Linked DNA regions of Homo sapiens: all the other regions are linked to region 6. A link is a loop called in an ENCODE intact Hi-C map of the cell type or tissue named here. Cell type or tissue: endothelial cell of umbilical vein. All regions are shown on one strand.

Region 1 (4,000 bases), 570 kb after region 6:
GGTTAAATAACTAGTCTAAGGCAGCACAGGCAGTATAGAGAGCCAGAATTCAAACCAGGTTGGCCGACTGAGAGGCTCGCTAAAGGAGTCAACTTCTCATCCTCTAATTTTCTTTTAGTTTTTATGCAAATAATGATTAATCATGAATGTTAAGACTAAATCTGTGAAGGAACAAGAATAGTCAAGACAGCCCTGAAAAAGAACTGGAGTTGAAGGCGTGAGAAGGTGGAGGGGGATTTCACTTGACCTACCAGAACTGAAGACTTCACTGGAAAGCTTCAGTGACTTGGACAGGGTGATTTTAGTGTAGGGTAGGCAAGTAGACCAATGGAACAGAATAGAGAGAAATTCATACTATAATGAAAAACACAGAAAAGATAACAATTTAGGAGAGTGGTTATCCCTGGGAGAGAGGGGGTGAATGGCGGCAGGGAGGGCAAACAGTGTATCAAAGTACTAGTAATACTGTGGGAGGTGGGTACACTAGTGTCCATCTTGCTATTATTCCTTAAGTTGTGCACACATTGTATACACTCTTCAGCACTGATAATAACAGTCTGGAGAATTTACTCTGCGCTGATGAAAAGGTTGCCAGGGAGTCTAAGACTTAAACTTTCATGACACCTTTACTTGTTTGTGCTTTTGTTTTTTGAGACAGGGACTTGCTCTGCCACCCAGGCTGCAGTGCGGTGATGCAATCACAGCTCACGGCAGCCTTGACCTCCTGGGCCCAAGTGATCCTCCCACCTCAGCCTCCTGACTAGCATGAACTACAGGCACATGCCATCACACCCAGCTAATTTTTAAATTTTTTTGTAGAGACAGGGTCTTGCTATGTGGGCCTCACTGGCCTCCAACTCCTGGGTTTATGCAGTCCTCCCTCCTCAGTCTCACTACGTGCTGGGATTACAGGTGTGAGCCATTGCATCATGATACCTTTAGAGTCTACTTTTTTCTGTGTTGCATCCAGTGCTTCTATAGACTCAAGTAATGCACAAGGTTAGAATAATTCATTCCTAAGCATTTGCGACCTCATTAAGAAATTTGGATAATTTTTAAATGTGTTTTCTTTAAGTTGAAAAACAAAAATGACATTAGGTGGACTACTGCCCAGTGCACTCCATTTTAGTGGAAAGTTCAAAAGAACACAGGAGCCCCTGCAGGTAAGTCCCCTTGGAATTTTGGTGAGTATAGACACTGTATGAGGGAGGAAAAATCCTGGCCACTGCTAGCGTGGAGAGATGGCTTTTGTATTACAGACTCATAGCACCAAAGCCATGACATCTCCTCATTGTCTTTTTTCTTTTTAAAAAATGTTTGTGGAGACAGGGGTCTCATTATGTTGGCCAAGCTGGTCTCGAACCCCTGGCCTCAAGTGATCCTCCTGCCTTGGCCTCCCTAAGTGCTGGGATTACAGGTGTGAGCCACCATGCCCAACCTCAGTGTCTTTCATCAGAGCAGAAAGCGGGAGGCCATGCAATCTAAGTAGAAATTAACCCTAAGACAGAAATCTTGGGAAGGGAATAAGTAGCATTTTAGCCACATTTCCTCAAATTTACTACCAAAGGTAAACTCAGCAGCCAAGCAGTGGGCTCAGTGCCAGCCCCTTTGCATGTCATAGAGTCTTGCATTTTTCCTGCGCTGTACACCCGGGGACTGGGGAAGGTCGTTCTACAGAACTGAGAAAAGGATTCAACTCTGCCACCTGGCCCCCTGAAGTCACCTCGCCGTGGCCTCGCTGCCCCTGACGGGACCTGTGGCCGGAGCCTGACTGCAGCGACACGGAACGCAGCGTACAATTTCTCAGGTTGATTGTCGGTCCAATCTGTAATGAGAATCCCGTTCTAAAGATGTGCACTGCTGCCCTCCGCTGGACATAGACAGAATCACCAGCATTTAATTACCTTTGGGTCTAATGCAAACGACAGCAAAAAAAATCTGCTCTTAGGGGATTGTGTATGTGCATGTAAATAGTAGCTATAGAAATTAAAGCTCCTCAGAAAACCAAATACCGCATGTTCTCACTTATAAGTGAAAGCTAAAGGATGAGAACACATGGACGCATAGAGGGGAACAACGCACCCTGGGGCCCATGAGAGGGTGGAGGTTGGGAGGAGGGAGAGGATCAGGAAAAATAGCCAATGGATACTAGGCTTAATAATTGGGTGATGAAATAATCTGTACAACAAACCCCATAACGTGAGTTTACCTATGTAACAAACCTGCACGTGTACCCCTGAACTTAAAACTTAAATAAAAATTAATTAATTAATTAAAATTCCTGGGAGTAAATAAAGTTTGGATGTTTATAAATTTTATGACAATTTTGTGACTTTCTATACATTATGATTAAGTGATCAAAAAATTTATCATTAATTTTTATTCAAATAATATTTTCTGCAATATGATTCTAGTGGTTACTACAAATTTCTTTTTTCTCTAAAAAAACTTTTTCACAAATATGTTAGTTTTACAACTATGTCATAAAGAAAAAATTTTTGGCTCTAACTTTGGAAAAGTACACGTCATTTACTTTGTCATAAGCATAGGCACAAAAAATGGAAAAGACTGCCACTTTTTTTCTTTTCACCAAATGTCTTTGCCAAATAGGAAGAATATGTCTTTTTATATTTGAAACTATATTTTTCTTTTTAAGTGGAAGACCAATAAATATTGGCAGATGCCTTTCCCAGGAACTGTATGAAACTGACTCACAGCTTAATGGACTGACTGATACACTTACAATAGTCACTTCTTTCTGGAGCAGAAAGCCTCCAGAGTCTTTCCAGAAGCAAAATTAAGTATGCCCAGTTAGCATTCTATGAATTGCTTTGAATTGCTTGTACTGGAACAGTCATTCAATCAAAGCAAAAAGCTTTAGGTGGGAATGATTTAAACTTTGCCTACTTTTTGAGGTTGATATTGAACCTAAGAAATATATATATATTTTTTGGCAGGGGGCAGCGTCTTGCCCTGTCACCCAGGTTGGAGTGCAATGGTACGATCTCGGCTCTCTGTAACCTCCGCCTCCCGGGTTCAAGTGATTCTTCTGCCTCAGTCTCCCAAGTAGCTGGGACTACAGGCATGGACCACCATGCCCACCTAATTCTTTTGTGTTTTTAGTAGAGCCGGGGTTTTACCAAGTTGGCCAGGCTGGTCTCGAACTCCTGATCTCAGGTGATCCACCTGCCTCAGCCCCCCAAAGTGCTGGGATTACAGGTGTGAGCCATCGCACCCGGCCAGAAATATAAATTTTTGTAAACTATTTTAAAATTGTGTGTAAGTGAAGCTGGTACCATTCTTCAATACCAAAACAAATATTTCTTCCATTCTAAGCTGCACTTCCCCCCACATTTTAACATTTCTAAAATCAGGATGTATATCAAAGTCTTGGCTTCTCACAATCCATGGCATGTTACAATTGCTGGCACTTAGACAGACTCACTGTCAGCCAGGTAATGGTCAGGATGTAGCTGTCATTGTGCAGTACTGTCATATTTGGGGCAAAACACTGCATTGTGTACAATAACATAGACATTGAAGATTCTGTCTTTAAGGGATTCCGAAGAGTTGGACTCTGAACATGAAGGAATTTTAGGAAAATCTTAGCAAAAATAAAGCTTAGTTTATTTTAAATATATTTTTCTTTTCATATCAGCAGAAGCATGATACGTAAGAAAAATCTATCTAAACAAATATAAAAGCACCCTTTTAATAAGGATAAAGTGCAAAAAATGTAAAAAATTGTTAGGTGATATTTTAATTGGCAGCATTTTTTTTCTTAGTGGTACATAACGTAATGGTGCATCTTATGATTCTCGACATCTTAAATTCAATAAATTATACAGCATAACAACAAGACAGTGGAAAAAATGCTTTTGAATTCAAAACCAGATGACATAAGATGGCATTAACTGAAAAGGTGTATTCACTCAATTTCCACTGCCTGCACTATCAATCCATTCTGAGAAGAAAATGGAATTTTTAAAATGCTCTCACT
Region 2 (4,000 bases), 280 kb after region 6:
CAGTGAGCATGGCCTTGCTTTCATAGTCACTAAGGCTGAATGTGGGTCATTGAGATCTAAACTGGTGTTTAAATGTAACCGCACAGAGGTGAGTCAGACACACACAAGGAGAAAAAGAGCAAAAGAGAGAGAGAAGAAAGAAGGAGACTTAGCTCTCTCTTAAGTGGGGGTGAAAATCCAGGAGCGAATCTGAAATGATCCACCTCTCCAAATCCGTCCACTGTTTAATTGGCTCCATGTAGCTATAGGGAAATTGAGGCATAACTGCTGTGTCCACTAGCCCAAAGCTGTTCCAGGGACAGCAGCAACCTCAGGAGGAGGCCAGAGATTGGCCAATGGAAAGGCAGAAAGCAGGGACTCTCCACCCAGGTGGAGGCACCACAGGGCCCGTGGAGGGAATGGACAGCTGGCATTACGGTCCCCCTACCTTTTCCCAAGACTCTTCCAGCTGACCTACTAAGGCTGCCCCTTGACCTTGAGTACAAATGGCACTCATGCCCAAACAGCCGCTTGACCAGAGCCAACCGACAACCTCCTGTGAGTTTCTCAGCCCCAGGCTGGATCTGCAGGTAAGAGACAGACATTATGTTGAGGCAAATGTAACCCATGCCAAGCAGTGTGTAGAGATTTCTACCTAGCTTTATTGTTGTGAACTCCAGACAAGAGACTTAGAAACCATGTATGATTTTCTACATCAAAAGCCTGAGTCTGAGGCTTAGGGGTCTCTCATCCCTTTTCCAACTCCCTTTGTGTGTTGCGGGGTGGGGGGTGGGGCGGAATGGAGAGTCTGCCATGGAGTCCCCACCTCTGTCCCTTCCAGAAGAGCCTGTATATGGCTAGTGGGCATTTCCCTCCCTGGAGAGGAGGTGGGGGAGGCCCTTCATGTGCTTCCTGGAGCCACAAGGAAAGAGGAGGCTGCTGATTCACCAGCAGCTGCTTCCTGGAATGGCAGTTCCGGGCTGGCAGGCAAACAGTATTTTTCCAAGGTGATCTAGGGCTGTTACAACATTCCCGCTCTGCCCCCATCAGACCTTCCTGTAAGTCAAACCAGAAAGTTACCCAGACCACGCATTCCTGAGCAGTCAAGCACAAGATTCCAGACACAGTGTTTCCAACATGTCTCGCTATCTCTCCTGGGACCTGGGATCCAGTCATCCCCACAGCCCCTGTGCTTCCTCAGCCAAGGCCATGCATTTGTCGCACTGGCCATGGAGTCACATGGAAGCCACTGTGTGGCTCCAAGTCAGCTGGGAGGGGAAGGCCTGCCCTGATTCCCCTAATGGTCTGCTGAGAAAGAGCAGAGCCCTGAGCTAGCTTTGTCCCTGCGTTTCACAAAGCCACTTTCTCTGGTCCTGCCCAGCTTTCTGAGACAGAAAGCTACCATGTCCCAGACTGAATCAGTCTCACTTTTTTTTTTTTTTTCCCCAGAAATAAGGCACAGGTTTGGAAGTGCCTCTGTTTGACCCTGGTGTTTGGTTCTCTCCCTCACATACAGGGAACATGAAGGAGAACCCACCTCTGCTGCTTTTGAAGTGCAGTGGCTTTCACTTGGAATGGACATCTTTACGGGTGGCACTGGGGGCTGTGCAGAGAGGACCAGGGAGAAATTCCAGACTTCTCAGGTTCTGCCTCTGAGACAGACAGTGGTGGGAAACACAAACAATAAAAATCCTTGGTTCCACTTTCCTCATCCCTTCCGGGCAAATGGAATCAAATGAGGGTGAGGGTGGCTGGGGAATAAAGCAGGGTGAGTGAAGAGATGGGGGACTGCTCTTAGAAGCAGTGTCTGAACTCCACCCCCTCCAGGATGAACTGGAAAGTGCTTCTTCTCCTCCCTCCCTTGACTGATGGCTATGGGAACTTTAGATGGGGAAATACGGATATACTGATCTCTCAACCAAATGTAATTTGTATTAAGAATTAAGAGTTCACAAGTTATTCTCTGTCTCTCTCTCTTTTTTTTTTTTTAAAGAAACAGCCTTGCCCTGTCACCCAGGCTGGAGTGCTGTGGTGCTATCATAGCTCACTGCAGCCTCAAAATCCTGGGCTTAAGTGATTCTCCCACCTCAGCCTCCTGAGCAGCTAGTACTACAGGCACACACTACCATAACTGACCAATTTTTCTGTTTTCTGAAGAGATGAGGTTTCGCTCTGTTGACTAGACTGATGTCAAATTCTTGGCCTAACGTGATTTTCTCCCTGGGCCTCCCAAAGTGCTGAGATTAGGAGTGTGAGCCAATGCACCCAGCCAACTTATCCTTTTTTATCTTCATCACAATCTTATGAGGTGGGTATCGTTATTAGTATTGTCATTTAATAGAGGAAGAGAACAAGGATTGGGAGCGTTTAACAGCCGGCCCAGGATGAATGCGTCAAGTTTCAAATCCATGTCTCCTGATTCCAAGTCCATATTTCTCACAGTCCACGTTATATACTCAGCAGACGCTGTTGACAGGCTCTCTGAATCCAGGAGGCAGCTCTGAGCCTCAGGAAGTAAGTTGCTAGAATCCCAGTTAGGGTCCTAATATTCTAAGAGATACAGACCTAACAGAGAAGTGTGCTGTGCCTGTGGCTTTGTGGCAGGGTTTGTCTACAATAAATAAACACATGTTGTGTTCACAGGGCTTAACTCAGTGCTGTAACAGGAGCTTCAGAACTGACAGGGCAAACAGTCCTCTTCAGTTAAGTATCACTGGCCATGTCTTACCCTCTCAGATAAGTTGCAAATGCTTTTTTAACTCTCTCCCTCCCACCTACTATTATAGAACCATTTCTCAAAGCTTAATTCAAGACTTTATTTCTGTTTTCCAATAGTTATACACCTTATCTCTAAGAATAACCATTTTTAATGCCTTTGATTTTTCCCACTGAGCTCTTTGCCCCACGATTGTCCAGTAGCTGGGAATGGAGAGTGAGTCTGCACTTTTGATTACCTGATAAACAGCGATCCTTCCTCCTCCCCGATCCCACACTCCCGGAACCCTGACTTGGTTCTCTATCCTTGTCCTTCAGGAGAGAATGAACCTCTCTCCAGCCCCCGGGGGCTAAGGTTTTGTCCGAGACTTAGACTCTCAGCCATTGGTTCGGTATTCTGACTGCGCATTGGAACCATCTAGGGGGCGTTAAAAATCCCACTAACGCCAACAGGGGCTCCAGGGCTCCCTCAGGAGCTGTGGCTTGGCTGTCATTTTTCCCTTGCCAAGTGATTGGTGTTAGGGATGGTCATGTGACGCTAAACTGGCCAATGGGGTACGAGGATGCGAGGCTGCGAAGCTTCTGGGAATGTTTTCCACAGCTAAAAGCAAAAAAGCTGCAATTCAGGGGTGTTTTGTTTTTCTCCCTGGAAGTTGTTCTCTATGTGCCCCAAAGGAAGGAGCTTAATTTAGTTAGCAATCTGTGGACATTATCGCATTTGATCCTCACACTACCCTTTGAGGTAGTTAATATTTTGGTTTTAGTTATTAATTTACAGACAAGGAAACTAAGGTTTCTTAATTTTACAGACAAGGAAACTAAGGTTCACGGAAGTTTCAGTATCTCCACACCCCCTTCAATGACAACAGCTGAGCAGAGTCAGGGTGACCCTGGTCCTGCCTGGTTCCAAAGACCATGATTTTCTCACTATTTCCCTATTTGCAAGGTTGTGCTGGAAAGCTGTCTAAATAATAAAACTAATAAAAGTCCTGGCCGGATGCAGTGGCTCATGCCTGTAATCCCAGCACTTTGGGAGGCCCAGGTAAGAAGGATCGCTTGAGGCTAAGAGAGTTCAAGACCAGCCTGAGTTGACAGCAATAGCTTATCTCTACAAAAGCAAAAAAAAAAAAAAAAAAAAAAAAAAAAAATTAGCTGGGCATGGTGCAGGAGCCTGTAGTTCCAGCTACTCAGGAGGCTGAGGTGGGAGGATCACTTGAGTCCAGGAAATCCAGGCCTTTGAGGCTACATTGAGCTAGGCTCACACCACTGCACTCCAGCCTGGGCAACAGAGTGAGATCCAGTCTCA
Region 3 (4,000 bases), 87 kb after region 6:
AAATTTGGGGCGCCTGCGGGGAGCACCCTGGGCTGGAGACGGTGATTATCAAGCTGGAGACAGTCCATGAAAAGGAAAGGTAACGGTGGCTTGGAACATCTCAAAGGGCCAATAAAAACTCTATTTAGATTTCAACTGTGTTTGCACAAGTACAGTTGAATTTGTGAATACCTCACAGAATGGGAATTAACTGCACCCTTGATAGCAGGCACCATATTCTAGAATATTTATATCACCTAGAGGTCTTAGAATAATATCTTGTACTCACTCAACACTACTCATTGATTGAATGGATCTCCCTGGAAGAGCTAGAAAATGGTTCTGTTCCCCACTTTGTTCCTCTGATCATAATTCTTCTCTAGTCTCTGACACACCTGAAATCCTCTCCACCTTGGATCATGTGTGAGTTGTTTTTGCGCATGCAGAGTGGAAGGCTTTAGGACGGATCAAAGATGAGTCAGATGGGAACCATGCTCTGAAGAAACTAAGAGTTTAGTACGAGGGATAAGACATGCAAAAATTATAAGGTTAAAAAAAGAGAAGTGAGAAAGCTAAAGAGGAAGTGATAAGGAAATTCACAGGAATGATAAATATTTGCAGTTGGGAAAACTCTAAGTAAGAGGCAAAGGCTGATGCAAAGTACCTCCCAGGCTGTATTGGCTCCTTTCTAATTTTCCGTATTTGTAGCTCACTTTCTTTAGGTTTTTGCTTTAATATTCTACCAGCAGATTAGGGAGTCAGGCAACAGTTTATGACTTCTGTCCAGCTTGTTTCTGTACGCCTATGAAAGATTTTGTCATAGCAGTTGTATGTAGAACCGTTTTTAAAAATCCATTTCAGAGGAAATAATATTATCCAGTCATATTTGGAAAGGATCTCTACATAAAACAGGGTTTTTAATGTTAATATTTCAAAGATCTTTAAAATTAGATTTTACTTCACAGAATCCTAATCTACTTGTCTGACTTTACACAGTGTTTCTCTACTTTGTAAAAAGCATGACCCTTTGTGATAAATATTACAGCCCCACCAGCCTGCTCTCTTCTATGGAAAATTGTCCATCTATAATGATTATGCATCCGTAGGACCAAAAGAATTATGGCACTCTCATTAAAGGGCACCTCCCTGATTAGACACGAACACACACACATATGATAAGTGAGGCTACAGATCAGTTTTTATTAGTAAAAAAGTATCTAAAACACCTCAACTACTTTTGAAAAGTGTACCTTTGCTTTCTATAAAATGCTATTTGAGGAAACCACAAACAATGAATTTTCCTGAAGGAAACAAATGAAAATAAAATGTAAAATGTAGTGAGCTGTGGATATGCAGAGGCGAAGTTATTTATTCTAAATACCTGGCTTTGTACTTTATAATACATTGTGCAATCTGAACATACCAATTATTACAGAGATTAAGGCTCCAAGCTTTTTCCGTACTCTATACACTCATCTCCCTTCTGTCCAACAAGATTATCTTCTCCCAAAGGATTCTCAATAGCTGGCATACAATAAAATCAAAACAGTAAAAAGCCCAAAAAACCACCCCCCACAAAACCACCAAAATAAAAACGGCACCAAGTGGGATAAAGTTTCGAGATCCTTAACTAGGCATATCTCAACGTGCTTTATTTAAAATAAACGAACTCTTTGAGTGCCTTAAGAGGAATATATTTAAATAAACATAGAACTCCTCTATTTTTGATTAGATGTCTAATTTTTTTTAAAAAAGTATTATATAACTAACCACTATCCAATCTGTTAGAACTCAACTTTTTCTATTCTACAAAGAAAAAGCTTCATACCCCAAAGCATTTGCTTGGGAATTTCGGGAGGCAGCTCTTCCGCAATACATCAAGTCCCATTCGCCCACGCCCCCCCCATCTAAAAAACAAAGTTTGGGGAAGCACTAGGCTTCCGACTTTGACAAGTCCCAGAAGACAAAGCCCAGGGCTGACCCCCCACGCCTGGCGCCGCCCGTTCGCAGGCCAGGAGCGGCCAGGGCCTCCCGCATGCGCTCCCACACGTACGCGCAGCGGGCAGCAGCCACCCCACAGCGTACACGAAAGTCGCCTTGCGCGGCTGGAGCCCTGGAGCCCACGGCCGGGGCCGCGGGCGGGGCCCGGGACTGCGGTGCTGCGCCCGAGCACGTACTGAGGCGTGGCCTGCCGCGCGCCGGGCGGGGCTCGGGAAGTTTCTCGGGTTGGCTTGGGTTTCGCATCCTCATCATGTAGCGCCAGCCACACCAGGAACAGAAGGGTGCCGGGTACCTTCCGCATGCTTGGTATTCTCCCCGCGGGGCTCTGACCGCTGCCGCTCTCAGGCACCTGTCTTTCCTCTCCGTCCCAGAATGGAGCCAAGACAAGGGAATAAACGAAATTCAATAGTACACGGAGATCGGGTGTCTGGGCAGCGTCTTGGAAAAACTATCCACTACAGGTAAGAATAAAAATTATGTCCAAACCTCTGAAAGGTGTGAACACATCAAAGCTCCAGAAGGCGTTCATAGGAAGGTTTATGGTAAAGTATAACTTTTATCCTACAGGGAGACTATTTTTGTATCGAATTCCACTAATTTCACTATTTCTCTGTAAAATAATCTGGGACGACAGGTTCATCTCTATTTAAAGGAACGAAATGTGAGCAAAGTGGTTAGTGGAAAACTTAAAAAAAAAAAAGTAAAAGTTTTTTTCTTTACATTTTTGTTGGTTCCAGCTGGCAACACGTTTGCAAAGGTTTTATTTAACCAAATCTTAATGTTGAAAAAAAGAAAAAAAGAGGATTCTTTACTCTGCAACTTGTTTTAGGTATTGCTACTTAAACATTTTGAACTTTTAGATTAAGTTTCTACAAAGCGAGTAATTTTAAGTTCATCTTTTCTGTACAGAGGCTTCTAGGAGGAAAATAAGATTTGGAATGATAATCGTGAGGTTATAAAAACTTAAACATATCTATTATGCCATTAAGTCAAAACAGCTCTGGGAAAAAATACCATACATTGATACAGTCTTTTATAGTTTGTGCTTTCCCATTCACTACCTTGTTAATTTGAGTTAATGTCTCCATAACTGGATATCTCAATCTCTAGTTCAAATTCAGAACCCACTAAATGGCACTTGAAAACACTTTTATTCATTTCTATTTATGCCCTGCCACTCCTCTTAGGACATTCCCTCAATGTTATGTGATCTCATTACTTTCAAGTGACATCGGATCCTCAGTTTTCCACACCTCCATTGCCGCCTTCTGTTTGCTATTTAAACAAACAGTTAACAATGGAGAAAAGGGTATGTTCAACTGGATTGGCTAGCACTGCAGGGTGGTTAGCTCCATGGACTTTGGAGTCACTCATGGCCACCTCAAAAGCTCCGAGCCTTAGATCACTTCTTCAAGACTATATACTGTATAGATATACTCCTCCCTTATCTGGTACTGCTATGAATGAACTATATATAGCATTTAGATCTCAAATGAAGATTTACCCAAGCTCTAAAAGTAATAGATGGCAGACCAGAAATGTAAGCTTAAGTCTCCTGACTCTAAAGTCAAACTTAGAACAAACTTGGTTTGTTTTTTAATGATACTGCATTAAAAAAATTAAAATAGCTTTATTCTTTTTCTCCTGTATTTTTATGGAATAGCTACATTTCTTTTATACTCAGAACATACATTCTCATTTTTCTGGGTTATGAGTATAAAAGAAATACAGCTGTTTCATAAAGTAAGGATTATAGTTGCCAGGGTTGGGTTATAAGCCTTGGACAAAACCATTATGAAGAAATTTGTGACGGTGCATAAAATTGGGAAGGGCCAGTTCTGCTATTCCGTAGCTTAAAGCACTCCAAGGAGCTTGTTGTCTTAGTGACTGAGCAGTGGGTAAGTACTTGCTTCCTTCCAGCTGTACTGTCCTTTAACGTGGCTTTCCCTTCTCAATGCTTTCAGAAGTCATTTTCCTGAACTCCTGGTCATTACATAATCTGCTTTTACAAATAGTTTTC
Region 4 (4,000 bases), 540 kb after region 6:
TTGAACATAAGATAGTGCTTTTATCTCAGCCCAACCCAAGGGAAGAATCAAGGGAGAAGTGACACCAGACCCCAGAAGCATGCCAACATATAAAACCCCAAGTCAAAAGGTAAAACCATGCACGTGATCTCTCAGGTCGCCCACTTGGCCTTCTTCCAAGTGTACTTCCTTTCATTCTTGCTATAAAGCTTTTTAATAAACTTTCACTCCTCCTCTAAAACTTGCCTTGCACTATCTTTCTGCTTTATGCCCCTTGGTCAAATTCTTTCTTCTGAGGAGGCAAGAATTGAGGTTGCTGCAGACCCAGAGGGATTCACCGCTGGTAACAGTAAAAAGCAGGAAAAAAAGAGTTTTGGTAAAAACAAAAACAAAAACAAAAAAACTACCCTCTTACTCTCAGATATCTACGTACTGAAACAGGGCCACATGACAAAGTTTTATTAAATAGATACTAGTATCCTCAATTAAAATAATGAAAATCTGTTTCACATTTCTAGAGTTAAGGCTAGCACCTCAGATAATTTGTAATTTGTAAATGAATATGTATCTTATTTGTTTTCTCTATCATGTTGTAGATTAGGGATCGTGATGTGGAGCTGCACTTCCTGGTTCCAAATCCTGGCTCTTCCCCTCATCCCTGGGTAAGTTGAGGGATGAGAGCAAGAGAAGGTTGATCCTGACTCAGATCTCTGCATGGGGCATGTCACTGATGACGGCGGCATTCCCTGAGAGAGGGAACACTAAGTTTGAAGTTGGGCATAGTGAGCACTATTTTGGATGAGTTAAGTTTAGAAGTGCCTGAAGACATCCAAGTGGAAGAAGTGGCTGCATGGACTGAAGATACAGACTGGGAAACGTTAACACCATCAAGGAACTGGAGTCCTGGGCACAGGTGAGACTGCTCAGGGGAGTTGTAGAAGGAGAGGACACAAGGCCTCAGGCAGAGCTCTGGAGTGAAGGGGTTGTACAGTAGGAGAGAAGGCTGGAGATTAAGGGGAACAAAGAGATTGTTGGTGTATCAAGGGCTGTGCTATGTAGGGGACAAAGTCTGGGGATGAAATGTCAGTAACATCATCTTCCATTAGCTGATTAAAGATGAGAGTAAAAAAGCTAGCTCCTGGGATTGAAAGCCAATTAATTTTATTCTTTTCTAGAGTTAAGACTAGCACCTCAGATGATTTGTAATTTGTAAATGAATTTGCGTCCTATTTGTAAGCAAATGCTTCTGGTGATAAGGACCTACAAATGACAGAACACACTAGACCAGGGGTCCCCAACCCCCAGGCCACGAACAGTTAACAGTCCTGTGGCCGGTTAGGAACCCAGCCACATAGCAGGAGGTGAGTGGCGGGCAAGCCAGCATTACCCCCTGAACTCCACTTCCCGTCAGATCAGTGGCAGCACTACATTCTCACAGGAGCACAAACCCTATCCTGAACAGCGGATTTAAGGGATCTAGGTCACACATTCCTTATGAGAATCTAATATCTAATTATGTGAGGTAGAACAGTTTCATCCTGAAAGCATCTCCTCCCCTTCCATGAAAAAATGGTTTTCCATGAAACCAGTTCCTAGTGCCAAAAAGGTTGGAGACCACTGCAGCAGACAAATATGAGTTCACCAACATTCTTAGAAAATCAGCAGCATAATGCTCTGAAGTGGAGGTGAAGGAACTGTATTCTCTCATTTGACTCAGGAGCCCCAGGCCCAAGTCTAAGTTTGAGAGGGATTATTCTTGTGTCACACAGAAAGGAATAGTTTCTGTATGCAAGGTAAGTTTCATAAGACTGTGGAATTACATTCTGGATTTCTCCTTAATAAACTGTAACATTGGCAAATTTTATATGAAAAATAAAATGTTTCTACCCTGATTGAAACCATAGCATGAAAATATTAACTAATGCACGTTACTTTCTTCTGCATAGCCTAGCATTTGAATGCCAAGTGCTTTCCATATTTGAGATGCACAGTGCCATCTAATGGTCACAAACCATAAGCCAAAAGAAGAAGAAAGGGAATCAGAACTGAAATAATAATAAAATAGTAAAATCTAATACATTACAAGCTTCAAAATTGCATAGTTAACTGCCCTTGCCTACAAAAATTTTATCTTTGCCTTAGTCATTGTCATGTGAGTTACAATCATGTGAGTTACAAATGATCATATTGCATAGATAACTACAGATCACATGTTAAATTAAAATAATTCATGACAAACCTGAAACCATAACTTATATGCACTTTACAACTTTCTACTTTCACTCTTCAATCACCTGAAACTATAATACATAGGGTTCCTCATGCGTATACACTATTCCCACAGAAACAAAATCATTAGAAATACCTTGGATGAAATAATATGTTTAGGATAGTTTTTTAAAGGGAGGGTAAGATTAGGGGGATAGATAAAAGGATATTATCTTGATGTCTACAAGTTTAGCAGATGGCCAGTCTTCTGCATGGAAAATGACTATTCTAACCATTCTCCCTGCAGCCCTTCAAGACAGAGGAGATTATGGGGCTACTGAACGTATCTTGGACTTTAGAGAAAGAAAGTGAAGCTGAGCTGAGATCCATTGGTTCTATTTTGGAAAGATGCACCCCGTGGCATGACCTTCACAGCTCAGTTCTGGGGTCAAAGGAATTTTCCATTGCTCACACTGCCACCCAACTCTGGGGGCATAAGTGTGGAAGTGGTACAGCACACATGGAGAAGGGATGGGAGGAGCAGGGGTGTGTATCAGCTTAGCCGATCCCCCGAGGAGCTGCCAAGCTTGCTACCCCAAGAACAATGCCTCATAGCTCTGTGACCTCTTCAAGATTAAGGCTCTTTGATCTCAGCCCTTCTGAAGTGGTTTGAACCATATTCTATACAAAATTGGTAACTCCCCCATAAGAATTGCTTTTTAAATATCCTGCTCTATTTGAAAAAGGAATTTTAAAAATAAAGTTTACCCTTTTACTCTCTCCCAGCAAGTGAGATATTCAAAACAACAAAAATTCCTCTAACATGTTATGATGTGGAAACTGGTATTTTACTGATTTGTCTTTTCCACTTGGCTTCAAGTTCTTTGGGGAATGAAGATCATATCAATCCCTAGCCGACCGCTTCAGGCACAACTGCAAATGTTTCTTGAATGAACTTCCAGGCTTACCTGAATTCTAAGGGGGATTTCCACCATAATGGGAAAGCCACAAGAAAACCAGCAAAGGGTTTAAAAAAAAAAGGGTGAAAATATAAGTTATTTATCGGGGGTTATCACTTTATGCAGAGAGCATTCGAAACAATGATTTCCACAAATGGGCAGCAACAGTAACAGCCATACTAAGCCATTGCTTTCTTTACTTCCTCTTGGTCTAGAATATGCTGCAAAGGGAGAAGAAGGAAGACGTGTGGTATGGAATCACCTATGGATAAGGTTGAGAACCATGGGCTAGATGCTATGGAGACCAACGTATCACTTACTAGGCTTTACTTTGTGCCAGGCACTGGATTCGGCATTACCCCATTTAAGCCTCACTACCATCCTTCATGTTACTATTCCACGTTGCCGCTCAGGAGAAACAAAATTTTTTTATTAAATTCAAGTAACCTGAGGTCCCATATTTAGTAAGAGGCAGAGGAGTTAGATGTGTCAATAGCTAAATTACATGGCTGTGTCCTCTAGCTGGCCAGGGACTGACAACATCAGTATCACCTGGTGACTCTCCCAGGGGAGATGTTTTTAAAAATCTTTTCCAGTAATTCTGTGCAACATGGCAATCTGAAACCAGTCTTTCAGACCTGGAAGTTCTTTAGAGACCACAGGACTCTCTTTGATATTTTTTCTTTTGAATTTTTTTAAAATACAGAATCCTTTTTCATGTTCTCTGTTTATAAAACAACTGCATGTCAATTACATTATTTTTTAGAAGATAGGTACAAGAGCCAGGCGTGGTGGCTCATGGCTGTAATCACAACACTTTGGGAGGTCGAGGCAGGTGGATCATTTGAGGCTGG
Region 5 (4,000 bases), 370 kb after region 6:
CCTTTGCCTCCCGGGTGCAAGCGATTCTCCCTGCCTCAACCTCCTGAGTAGCTGGGATTACAGGTGCGTGCCACCATGCCCGGCTAATTTTTGTATTTTTAGTAGAGACAGGGTTTTGCCATGTTGGCCAGGCTGGTCTCGAACTCCTGACCTCAGGTGATCCACTCACCTTGGCCTCCCAAAGTGCTGGGATTACAGGTGTGAGCCACTGCACCTGGCCTGAAAGATTTTATATTATAGTTTCCACTTACCAAGAGGACATGGATGACACCAAACTGATCTCCCATCTCAAGTGTGTTTCTGACAAACAAGCATCTTACCACTGAATTTCCCCCAAACCGAACTCATGCTATTCCATTCTCTTTAGGCTTCCAAATGGCCAGAGCCCTGGCCATTCCCACTTAAAAAGTCCTATCATGTCTACTTCTTTAGTGTTTCCTTGACTCCACTCCCATGATTGCTGCCTTGGGGCAGGCAAGTTCCCAGATCACGGGCCCAGCATCCTCACCAGATCTGCTGCCATTAGCCTCCCTCTGTACATAGCAGCCAGAGAGAGCCTTCTAACATGCAAATCTTATGTTACTCCCTCACTTAAAGATTTTGCTGGCTCCTTTTACCTAAACAGTTTAGTCTAAGCTCCTCAGCAAAGGACATCAGACCCATTATGACTTTGCTTCTTCATCACCACCCCCCTACCCCCGCCGCCAACCACCACCATTTCCCTTCTTACAAATCTGCCTCATCTAGTCATTTGGGGTTTCCTGGGCACATCCTGCAATTTTAAGCCTCTGTGCCTTTGCACTGCTGTTACCTCTGTCTGGGAGTCTATGCCCTCCTCTTGTGACTATAAGATCCCTATTCATCTTCAAAACACAGCTCACACAGCCCCTCCTCTGGGAAGTCCTTCCAACCTCCACGAGGATCAATCATGACTTTCTTCTCTCCATCACATGGTGTTATCATGACCTTTGACTGTAAGCAATTAAAAGGCAGGTCCACATTTTGTTCTTGTGTCTTCATCCCTGGCACATAATGCATGCTCCATAAACATTTACAGAATTGAATTTAAAATGCAAGATAAGTACACTAATACCATTCATTATATTACAGAAACAGGTAATGTCTCTTTTGGCTAGGGTCTACTTTCAATATTTAGAGACTATTCAGCCTTAAGATAGCATTTAAGGTTCTACTTTTTGTTTTGTTGTTTTTTTTGTGTGTGGGTTTTTAAAAAATTGAGACAGGAGTCTCACTTTGTCATCCAGGCTGGAATGCAGTGGTGCAGTCCCAGTTCGCTAATGCAGCCTCAACCTCCCGGGCTCAAGCAATCCTCTGGTAAGGTATCCACATTTCAAGTTGAAATGGCATTTCCATGTATGGGAAACAAAAGAAAAAAAGCCAGCAAGTGGCTCTCCCTCAAAGCCCAATCATATTGCTATCAGCACGTTTTCCCATGCTGGTTGGGAAACATTTTGCAAAACTCTGATTATCTGTTTGTACAATCCAACCACATGTACCACACACAGGATGGGAATCTGACTCACAAAGTTCAGGTTTGGGAGGATGCTTTTCATAAAATGCCACTGACTCAATGCCTTGCTGGTAAAGTGAAAGTGTAATTATTAAATGCTAAAACAAGACAAGCTGCAGTATTTGTACTGCTTGCTTTTTAAAAATAACCCATTTTAGATATATGCTCAGTCAGCTAATCTTTTGCTCCCTGGATGCCCCCAGGCTCTGATAATAATGCCTTATCGAGCAGCAGGCTTCACTGTTGAGAGCTGCCAGCAGCATGCCAGCCCTCACTCACATTAAACAGACGCTGCACGCTTCCGCTGTCTCCCCCGAGCTCAGGGGCTCCATCCCTAACAATGCCACTGTCAGTGCAGGCACCAACAGCTGTAATGAGCCCCCAACAGGAACTTTGCCTTTCTACAAACTCAGAAAAAAAATAACGCTTATATTTTCATAAAGAAGGTCTGACACATTTGGCTTTGGCTTCTATAAAAAGAAAAGTGATCGTCTAACCCATTTGACTTTTCATACCAAAGACAATCACCTGACAGTCATGTAAGGGAGCCAGGGGAGATTCTTCCCCCCTGGGAACCAATGTCTGGCGATATGTTTGGTTGTTATAACTGGAGAGGTGCTGCTGGTATTTTGGGATGCTGCTAAACATCCACAATGAACAGGACAGCCCCCACCCCCAACAAAGTAGGCAAATGGCACTGCATTATGCAAATCAGTGATTTTTTTTTTAATTGTAAAGGATGAAAGCTTACCAGCCACTAGATTATTAAAACAACCTGACCTGTTGGTGAGGGTCAAGAAGGTGACGGCAAAGTTCTGAGCAATGTGGAAGGGTACTTTTTTTTTTTAAGTCACTTACAACTGGTGATAAAGATCATTTTTTTTAGCCCGGTAAAGCAGACAGCTCTGAGTGGCGATGATGGCTAACTGGGCATGGTGTTTTAATTGCGATTGGCCAGAGATGTGTCCTGAAGCCCAAATAAGAGGCACAAATCAAGTGAATGAGCAGATCCTGTATCTATGAGCTTCCAGAAGAGAAAACAGAAACCAGTCTTACCACTGAATGTCCCCAAAACTGAACTCATGCCATTCCATTCTCTCCAGGCTTCAAACCGGCCAGAACCCTGGCCACTCCTCTTTAAAAAGTCCTATCAGGTGTACCTCCTTAGTGTTTCCTTGACCCCACTCCCATGATTGCTGCCTTGGGGCAGGCAGGTCCATGGGCCACTGGCCCTCACCAGATCTGCTGCTATTAGCCTCCTTCTATAGACAGCAGACAGAGAGGAGCTATGACATATTTGTTCCCTATTTTTCTTGATTGTGTCCAACTCATCTTGAACTGCCTTTCACCACTGGTAGATATGATTGTAGAAGGTCTGGGCTGGCTGCAGGGATAGGTTAGTTTCCACTTCGCATGCCCTCAGAGAAAACCGTGGAGTCTGTGGCTCGGTGGTCCCTGGGGAGTGAGGAGCCAGAAGAACAAGGAAGCTGACTGACAAACACATCCCAGGATTCACTGCACAGCGACGGAAAAACGTGTATGGAGAGGAGGGAAGAATTTGGCTAGCAGGGATCTCCTCTTTTGTTTTGGTTGGGAGTTATATATTACATCATTTTAATGTTTAGAACGTCATATACCACAAGAATGGAATTAAGAGATTCTGGGAAGAGTTCCAGGACTCCCATTTGTAACACCTAAGCCATAAGTCATTCAAGACCAGAAGTGGGCAGGAGTGAGCTAAAAAATACAGGCTCTTTTGCTATAACTAAGAATTGGAAGCCTCCCACAGAAAGGAAACAGGAACTCCCTGGGTGGCCCCAAAGAAAAGACAGGGCATGCCAAAGCCCTCCAGCAAAAAAGGGGAGGGTCTGCTGGCGAGCCTGAGCCAAACTATTAGCTTACGGGGAAGGAAGGAAAAAGAACCTTGTAAAGAAAGAGTCAGTCGCTCTTGATAGCACATGGGTTAATACAGGGATGGAGACGGGAGGTAGACAGGGCGTCCTCACAGCCTGATGCAGGGGCTGCCAGTGAACAGACTAGTCTTGCCAGCGGGATGAGAAAGATCGTGCAAGTGGCAACGGGAGCAAATGCAGCCTACTGGGGCTGCTACTCTTGCCATTCTGCCTCTTGCTTTAAACCTCCCAACCCCTATAATAGTGACCCAGAACCCACCACTAACCAGAGACAGTACCAAGGACCAAGGACTCGAGCTACGCCTCCCCCCAGTAATCTCACTGCATCCTACAAAAAATATAACGGAGCACTTGATATGCAAATGCAGCTTCAGACAAGCCCCCCAGACTCTTCAAGCAGATGACGGCTCTGAGCCTGTCTGAAAGGAAAATCCAGGAATTGCCACAGGGAGCAGCTGCCATGGAGGGTCACCAGCTGAGACTATAAGATGAACAATCTGTTCATGAGCTTCAGGCTTATAAGCTTCCCAAAGAATGTCAGTTTCATGAGGGCAGG
Region 6 (4,000 bases):
CTTCATCACAAGAAAAAGACATAGAAATACAGTTAGCCCTGAGGAACTGGCACATTTCCCTAAGTAAGCGCATGGGAATATAATGCAACAGAAAATGGACTGTGATTTGCTGGCCTAAAAAATAAATTACGATTTTGTTGGCTTTTCAAATGAGGTCAAATGTGATTGGGCTCCAACCCAGTTCACATTTACTCATTTCCTCAGATAATTCCAAAACGTGCATCACTCTCAGCCACAGAGCATTCCCACACTTGTACTGGTGCAGTTCTCACTGCCTGAATGTACTGCACCTCACTCTTTTCCCACCAAGCAGATGCTTTCTCACGGCACAGCTAAAATATCATCTCATATAGGTTACCTCCTGACTTATATATAACTCCTCCTGCAATTATCATCACTTCTGTGTTAGTCCATTTTGTGCTGCTATAACAAAATACTACAGACTGGGTAGTTTACGAAGAATGGAAATTTATTTCTCACAGTTCTGGAGGCTGAAAAGTCTCCAAGATCAAGGTACCAGCATCTGGTGAGGGCCTTCTTGATGTGTCCTCACATGGCAGAAGAACAGCAGAGCATGAATCCACTCCCAAGAGTTGTTTTTATAGTGGCATTAATCCATTCATGAGAGCAGAGCCCTATCACCTAAACACCTCCCTTTGGCCACACATCTCAATAATGTTACCTTGGGGATTACGTTTCCAACACATGAATTTTGGAGGGCACATTTAGACTACAGCAACTTCCTTTAGCACTCCCACAGAACTCCAGCTGTATTCCTCTCCTAGCACTTAGTACTTGATTACCATTCTGTAATTGTGGCTGCGAGGTCATCTTCATTTTGCAAGAACCCAGCACAGTGCTTAGACCATGGCGGGGGGGTGGGGGGCCGGTGGGGAAACACCCTCAATAAACACCCTTTCACTTGCTAGGGATGGCCCAAGTAAAGAGAAGATTTAGCTGCAGAAGCCTTAGGCCTGTTGCCTACATCAAACACAATGGGGCATGATGATTCATCGAGATATTAATTTGTACTTTCTTCCTGCTGCTATTGCTACTATCAGTATTTTTCCCTTCTCCCTTCCAATAACATAGACAACTTTATGTTTGGAGTTTTTGAGTCCTTAGCAAGAGTCACACTCCATTTTTAATAATTTTGTGAATTTCAGGGTAATAAATTGAAGTTTCAAGGTACTTACAAAAGTTCCCATCCAGACAGGGCTTTGTGAAAGAAAGCCTATGCCAAAAGGGAAAGGACAGGAATATTCTCCAGAACAGGAAAGGAATGAATTTAAGAGATTGTGTTCTGTCAGAAACACAGACCTCGTTCCCACCTGTGCCTGGGTAGGTGGGAGCTGGGGGAGCTCTTCCAGAAAGCCAACAGTAGATGGACATGGTGCATTCTCTCTCAGGGTGGTCGTCAGTGGGTGAACAGCTGGGAGGGTCCTCTGACAGCCTAGTTGCTGGGGATCATGTCTTCAGCAGCAGCATGTCGGAATGTGCAGTGGTCATGACGGAGCCAACTGTGGGGAGTGGACTGGGCCCCATCCCAAATTTATGGCACTGTACCAGCCTGGGATTCTTATATTATCCTATGGAGTGGGAAAGGGTATCAGTAATGATTGAGATTTAATTTTCCCACCAGTCAGGTAGTTAATTCAATATAGAAAAATAAAGGAATGTGACCTAAAAGAGAACTGTGCTCTAAAATTAATGTCTACTACATAATGCTCACTCCAATCCCCAGGAAAAGTACAGTATCTCTCAGAGCAGCCCTGAAACAGCTTTGAGACATAACATTGACCTATTCTTGCTTTGAACACACATTATCTAATATGTCAAGATGTCATTACAGGGGCAACGAAATTTCTTGCATATATATTTCTGTTTAAAGCTATTAGAAAGTCTTCTTTTGGTGTATGCTATGAAGTATCTCTTCAAATCCTATTAGTTCAAAAAGCTAAAGGCAGAAGCAATCCAGGGTGACCAATTTCAGCTTTGCTGGATACTGAGAAAGACATAGGAAGGAAGCCGACATCTGAGGAAGTACAGTTCCCAAACATGGCCACAAGGTGGCAGGGTGACTCTGCACGCCAGAAGCATAGCATCCAAGGCGTGGCTGTTCTGGAATGCACAGAGAAAGAGAACCCAGGAGACAGGCAATACAGAATAATTGGAAAGCCTGTATCTAGAGGACTTTTCCACTGAGCGGTGGATTCTCATATTATTAATGTACCCATCTTCTAGAGGCAAACCCTCCAAGAGCCTTTGTGAGGCCTTAGCAGCTTTCAGATGCCGATTCCCCAGCTCCAAGATCAGCCTCAGCTGCACGGCAGCTCACGCCTGTAATCACAGCTACTCGGGAGGCTGAGGTGGGAGGATCACTTGAAGCCAGGAGTTCGAGACCAGCCTGGCCAACATAGCAAAACCCTGTCTCTACTGAATATACAAAAAATTAGCTGGGCAAGGTGGCCCACACCTGTAGTCCCAGCTACTTAGGGAGGCTGAGGTGGGAGGATCACTTGAGCCCAGGAGACAGAGGTTGCAGTGAACCAAGATCGCACCACTGCACTCCAGCCTGGTCAACAGAGCAAGACCCTGTCTCAAAAAAAAAAAAAAAAAAAAATCAGCCTCTGCCACTCAGTGGAGAATCATGGAAATCTGTTAGGATCAACACCTATGAGGAGGCCTGGCCCTGCTCACCAGCACAGACTTACCACTGAATAGAGGTATCATTTGAAACCCCCTCAATCTCAAAGTCCTGTCTTCAAACAGGAAGAAAGATAAGCTCAATGTCAAACTCATCAAATGCAGGTTCAACTGCCTCAGTCAAGGGGAATTGGCCTTATATTCAAATCACTTCCCTTGCTCCTCCTATCAGTAGGGGTTAGCGTACTGTCTGCAGGGGAGGTAGGAGAGATTGGAAAATCTGCAGAGCAATCAGAAAATTTGCATGAAATCATGACAGAAAATAAAAACCTAACTGGGTATTAATTTAAGGCCACACAAAAAAATTCATAGAAGTTTAGAAATTCAATGAAAGAAATTAAGACAGACATAAATAAATGGATGTAAAGGTTACCTATGACTGAATGGCTAACAAGCTTGTTTCCCCGGCCCTCTCATCAATTCTGTAAGCTGCCATGTAACTCTATAGTTGAGACTCTTTTCTCTTAAGGTAGTTGAGTAGGTTGTAATGTCTGCAATAAAAATCCTGGTTATTACAACAGAAGACAAGGAAACAAATAGAATTAGTAAATCACTCTAGAGAAAAAAGCAAATCAATGGGAGGTGGAGTAGAAAGGAAAATGAGGGACTGGGGAAGGAATGTAGGAGAATGGCTACAGGATTTCAGAAGGTGCACATTTAATATTCAATTTTAGACTGTTTATGTTACCAAGATATAAACTTCTCCTATCCCTCCAAACCATCAATTGGTTTTCTACATATTCAAATGCCTTTCAAGTGAATGGACTGCTGATGTTTGTGTGAATTAAGGCAAATGGATTCCTTTTCCTTTGCCGATCTGGGCCATTGCAATGCAGACACAAGAGCAGCCACCGGCAGTAAAGTAGAGCAATAAACACACGCAGGTGCAGGCACAAAGAGGTGGAAGGTACCATGAGAAATCAACCCCCAGGAATTCAATTTCTATGATGTGTATGAAGGATACAGGAGTAAAGACTTGAGCTGACCTCTGGGTTATACAAAGATAAGCTGCCCCTAGACCAGTGGTTTTCAAACTTTAGCAAGTACCAGAATCACCTGGGGGGCTAATCAAAACACTGATTGCTACGCTCCACCAGGTTTCTCAATCAGTGGATCTGATACAAGTTCTGATTAATTAAATTTCTAACAAGTTCCCGGTGATGGCAACGTTACTAGTCCAGTAACCATATTTTGTAAACCACCGTTCTAGGCCAACGAGAGTGGGTCTTACTCACCTGGGACATGTAAATTGAGAAAGACAGGAAAAGTTTCTGTGAGCCAGGTAGGAAAATTT
Region 7 (4,000 bases), 380 kb after region 6:
AATACTGTTCAGCTTTTAAAAAGAAAGACATCCTGTCATTTGCAACATGGATCAACCTGGAGGACATTGTATTATTTGAAATAAGCCAGTCACAGAAAGACAAATGCAGCTTAATCTCACTGATATGTGTAATCAAATAAAGCCAAACTCATAGAAACAGAATAGAATAGTGGTTACCAGAGGCTGGAGGATTAGAGAGATGTTGACCAAAAAAATATATATAAACAAAGCACTGAAAATTAAACATCTTTATGAATAACATTTTATTCTTTATATTATTTTTGTAGTCCAGATTATCAGAAAAACAGATCCAGGAGTATACATTTTGTGAGTTTTAGTACAGGTTATCAAATTAGTCACAAACTATTAGGATTTGCAGTGCTATCAGAAACAGATAAGGATGCCCATTTATATACTTGTAAGCAGTGTATATGATTATAAAAAAAAAGGGGAAATAATCTATGGGTTCATAAACCTTTGTAGCAATCTTGATAAATTATCAAATATTTGAAATTTGCTTACTATTTCCTTTTTGCCAAGAACAAAAGGACCTATAAAATACTTACCTTCTCAATGTTTGCTGTCCCCTCCATGTGGGTGTCTGGGCTGGCCATTGGGAAGCCCTGGGACATTTTTCCTTTGGTGTGAGGATGGAGGGGGTCATCACCACAGTTGAACTGACTCACTTTTGAACAGCACTTCGCACTGTACAAAATATTCTGCATTCTCTCATTTGACCCTCACAGCGATCCTGTTTTCATTTTAATGATAAGAACTTTAAGGGTCAAAGGAATTTTAGGACAGACTCAAGCCATTTAGATGGTGGAAAACAAAGCTAAAACACAGTTCAGGTTTTCTGTTCCCAAGGGCAATGCCATTTCCATATTGTCAGGTTGGAGGGGAGCCAAGACAGATAGGAGGTGCTTAAGCCGAGGCTGAATCAACCAACTAAATGCGGAATAAGACAACATATGGAGTCAGAGTCAGCCTGACCTAAACTTGAACTTTGTCTCTGCCACTTACAATCTAAGGGATCCTCGGCTAGTTACTGCCCTGCTCTGGGCTTCAGAGAGACTGATTCCACAGGGCTGCATGAGGAGAGTGCTGTTTTTACAAAGGCCCTCACAATGAAATGCTTTGCAGGTAGAGTGGCTCCAACACCCCCTCTCACTCCTAAATTCTCCAGGGGAGACTGTCACAGTTCAGCATTACACACTGATTAGCATCTTACTTGAGAAGCCAGGGCCTGCAACACTGGGCAGCTAAAAAGTAAGCATCTTTCTGCTGTAACTTCTCATAGCAAGTAACACTTTCTGTTCTTTATAGTTAGTTTTCCAACAGTAAATGGGGATAGTTTTACAACAGTAAATAAGGACTTCCAACAGACGAATGCACAGCGAGCAAATGCTATGTGTACTGTGGAGTCCGATACCTTGCAAACCTCAAAGAAGGCAACAACGACAGCAAAACTAAAATTGTATACCTCTATCTCAGCATTAGAAAATCTCCTTTGCTGCTTTTTTTTCTTTTCTTTTTTGAGAAAAAGTCGTGCTCTGTCACCCAGGTTGGAGTGCAATGGCACGATCTTGGCTCACTGCAACCTCTGCCTCCCGGGTTCCAGCGATCCTCCTGTCTCAGCCTCTGGAGTAGGTGGAATTGCAGGCATGCACCACCACACCAAGCTACTTTTTGTATTTTTAGTAGACGGGGTTTCACCACGTTGGCCAGGCTGGTCTCAAACACTTAGGCTCAAGTGATTGCCCCACCTCGGCCTCCCAAAGTGCTGCCTGCGCCCAGCCTCACTTGCTTCTTTGAAGTGGGTTCCCACTACTTCTTTATCATTTAGCCTAAAGCAGGGGTACATTCCCTTTATCCTTTGCTTTGGAGACATCTACTACAACACACACATCTTAAACCGCAATGGCAGTTCCATGCCTTTGGTTTCTCTGGTGGAGAAATAAAAGTAACTTTGCGGTAATGACTGCCACCTTGTGGTCAAACATAAAACTTCCACTAGGAAAAATAGACTTCAATGCTAGTAAAGGCTTCACCCACTAAACACTGGGAATCTCATGTGGCCGCTAAAATTTTGGTATACTGTAGAATTTATACATTTTCCTGGAACATTTTGATTGCATATGCTATATTGATTGGGTTCCCAATCTGTTCCAGGTTACTTCCTCATTTTACTCTACCATAACATGATCTGTTGATGAGATCTTTGCTTATAATCACCAGAATTTCCTTTTACAGATCAAATTCCCCTGTTAGGTATGAGATACTTCTTTCTTTGCTTCAGCAGTAGTAACTTGGAACCATTGCTGCTGCAAGACCAGGTAAGCTCACTAAATATCAGTTGACTGCTTGACTCAAAGGTTACCACCTGGTGAAGATGATCTAACCTCATGTCATAGGAAACCATGTGATGTTTGGCTCAGGCCCTAGGAAGAAGATCTGAGAGGTCACCTGGCTCTGCGGCTTGACTCATGGTGTTCATGGTGGTGTTCAGGAGGCTGGCGCTTGAAACCCCGGCGGGCAACCAGTATCAGCTACCAGCTATCCCTCTCAAGCCTCAAGCTGTAACTCCACTCCTCTATTCCAAGAAAAGAGCCCAACAAGGGGGTGAGGGCAGGGGAGGGGCTTTACGTTGGCAAAGTGCCCAGCCAAGGAAGTCGTTTCAAGGCTACTCCAGGGAGCAGTGTGGGGCAGGGAGAACTGGAGCTCCAGGGGAACCAAGGACCAATCCAGCAGAGGGAAAGCAGAGGATGGGGGCAGGAGCAGCATGGGCTCCAGGGCCATCAAGAGCCACTGAGGACCAATGAGGAGCAGAGGGGAAGGGAGAGGCGCGCAGGGGAGCCGAGGCCCACGAAGCCATTAGCTGCCTCCCCATTTTTTTTTCTCTTGATAACGCTGGGGTGGCGTGGGAGTCCAAGCCATGTATCTCCTTCAGTGCGTCCTGTCACCAAGCTCCCAGACTTCTCTGCTCCACCCATTCTCCAGGCTGCATGTGGCCCTCCCAACACAGATTTGAATACTAGTGACCCTGAAATGTATGAAAACGCCCAGCTTCACTCACAGTTAGAGGAATGCAAGTTGGAACTTCAAATATACCATTTTTCTAACTCTGAGATGATCCAAATGACAGAGAGCATGCCATGATGGGAAGGCGGGGAAATGCACCTTCTCACTCAAGCTTTGGGAGTGTGAATTTAGAGACGCAGCCCAGCAAATAGGAAGAGCCTGCCTGGACTCTGCCGTCAGACCACCTGGCTTCAAACGCTCTCTGCCACTTAGGAACTAAGCTTCTTTGTACCTAACTTTTCTCCTCTGTGAAATGGGGTGATAATAACAGAACTTATTTCAGAGGGTTACTATAAGGATTAAATAACAGACATAAAGCACTTAGAACAATGTGTGGTACATGGACAATAAAACGTTCACTATCTTTAACCACAATGGGGGAGGGGGCAATTGAACTCAATCAAAATGTGAAATGCATATACCCTTTGACCAAGCAATACTACTACTAATAATGTGTCATACAGAAACACCAGCATAAGCACACAAAGACAAAAGTACAAGGGGACTCACTGCAACAATGACTGAAATAAAAGACTAGGAACACAATACATAGCAACAGAGGAGGAAAAGTTAAATTAATTATGTCATGTTCTAAAATGGAGTACTATGCAGCCATTAAAAATGAGGCAGCTTGGTATATAGAAATACAAAACAATTTCCAATATATACTATTAATATTATGTCTTAAAAAAATAAAGTGGCCAGGTACAGTGGCTCACGCCTGTAATCCCAGAACTTTGAGTGACTGAGGTGGGTGGATTGCTTTAGCCCAGGAGTTTGAGACCAGCCTGGGAAACATGGCAAAACCCCATCTCTACAAAAAAATAACAAAAATTAGCCAGGTGTGGTGGCATGTGCCTGTAAGTCCCAGTTTCTCAGGGGGCTGAGGTGGGAGGATAGCTTTAGCCTGGGAGCTTGA

The links. Peaks named below come from ENCODE experiments on the same cell type or tissue, not always from the same donor. Only the 100,000 strongest peaks of a DNase experiment are listed, where the experiment ranks them.
Region 1: it touches region 6 in a loop (6-fold over the local background); 23 of 110 quality-filtered maps call a loop at or near these places.
Region 2: it touches region 6 in a loop (4-fold over the local background); 7 of 110 quality-filtered maps call a loop at or near these places.
Region 3: a loop joins it to region 6, with 4 times the contacts of the local background. A loop is called at or near these places in 19 of 110 quality-filtered maps.
Region 4: it touches region 6 in a loop (8-fold over the local background); 63 of 110 quality-filtered maps call a loop at or near these places.
Region 5: a loop joins it to region 6, with 5 times the contacts of the local background. A loop is called at or near these places in 74 of 110 quality-filtered maps.
Region 7: a loop joins it to region 6, with 10 times the contacts of the local background. A loop is called at or near these places in 110 of 110 quality-filtered maps.

What each region holds. Positions count from the first base shown.
Region 1 is chr14:61,267,625-61,271,624 of GRCh38, reverse strand. It overlaps a transcript of PRKCH not described here. Among named protein-coding and RNA genes, the nearest start is that of TMEM30B, 12 kb to the left of the region's middle. RefSeq lists an enhancer at 1,215-1,714. In endothelial cell of umbilical vein, a CTCF peak has its summit at 1,875 (motif pointing left); a DNase peak (open chromatin) is centred at 1,834; H3K4me3 peaks cover 314 bases.
Region 2 is chr14:61,559,030-61,563,029 of GRCh38, reverse strand. It overlaps LINC01303 (long intergenic non-protein coding RNA 1303), which reads left to right. Exons shown (of 5, transcript NR_110416.1): 4 at 1-2,287. Among named protein-coding and RNA genes, the nearest start is that of LINC03033, 9.5 kb to the left of the region's middle. RefSeq lists an enhancer at 244-1,443. In endothelial cell of umbilical vein, CTCF peaks have their summits at 1,577 and 1,777; DNase peaks (open chromatin) are centred at 29, 979 and 1,659; H3K27ac peaks cover 2,684 bases.
Region 3 is chr14:61,749,326-61,753,325 of GRCh38, reverse strand. It overlaps HIF1A-AS3 (HIF1A antisense RNA 3), which reads left to right and starts at 2,229. Exons shown (of 3, transcript NR_144368.1): 1 at 2,229-2,441. RefSeq lists a silencer at 1,898-2,207. In endothelial cell of umbilical vein, no CTCF peak of the experiment used is centred here; DNase peaks (open chromatin) are centred at 2,185 and 3,285; H3K4me3 peaks cover 1,087 bases; H3K27ac peaks cover 1,895 bases.
Region 4 is chr14:61,295,092-61,299,091 of GRCh38, reverse strand. It overlaps PRKCH-AS1 (PRKCH antisense RNA 1), which reads left to right. Exons shown (of 5, transcript NR_186042.1): 4 at 576-892; 5 at 3,362-4,000. It also overlaps a transcript of PRKCH not described here. Among named protein-coding and RNA genes, the nearest start is that of TMEM30B, 16 kb to the right of the region's middle. In endothelial cell of umbilical vein, a CTCF peak has its summit at 1,987 (motif pointing left); a DNase peak (open chromatin) is centred at 1,941; H3K27ac peaks cover 268 bases.
Region 5 is chr14:61,469,931-61,473,930 of GRCh38, reverse strand. The region is part of intron 9 of PRKCH (protein kinase C eta); the gene reads right to left. Among named protein-coding and RNA genes, the nearest start is that of PRKCH-AS2, 74 kb to the left of the region's middle. In endothelial cell of umbilical vein, a CTCF peak has its summit at 3,238; DNase peaks (open chromatin) are centred at 1,510 and 3,170; H3K4me3 peaks cover 430 bases; H3K27ac peaks cover 3,729 bases.
Region 6 is chr14:61,835,857-61,839,856 of GRCh38, reverse strand. All of the region lies in intron 1 of SYT16 (synaptotagmin 16), which reads right to left. Among named protein-coding and RNA genes, the nearest start is that of SYT16, 25 kb to the right of the region's middle. In endothelial cell of umbilical vein, a CTCF peak has its summit at 2,053 (motif pointing right); DNase peaks (open chromatin) are centred at 176, 1,026 and 2,066; H3K27ac peaks cover 1,601 bases.
Region 7 is chr14:61,459,927-61,463,926 of GRCh38, reverse strand. The region is part of intron 9 of PRKCH (protein kinase C eta); the gene reads right to left. Among named protein-coding and RNA genes, the nearest start is that of PRKCH-AS2, 84 kb to the left of the region's middle. RefSeq lists a silencer at 2,282-2,576. In endothelial cell of umbilical vein, a CTCF peak has its summit at 1,976 (motif pointing left); DNase peaks (open chromatin) are centred at 876, 1,986 and 2,566; H3K27ac peaks cover 1,068 bases.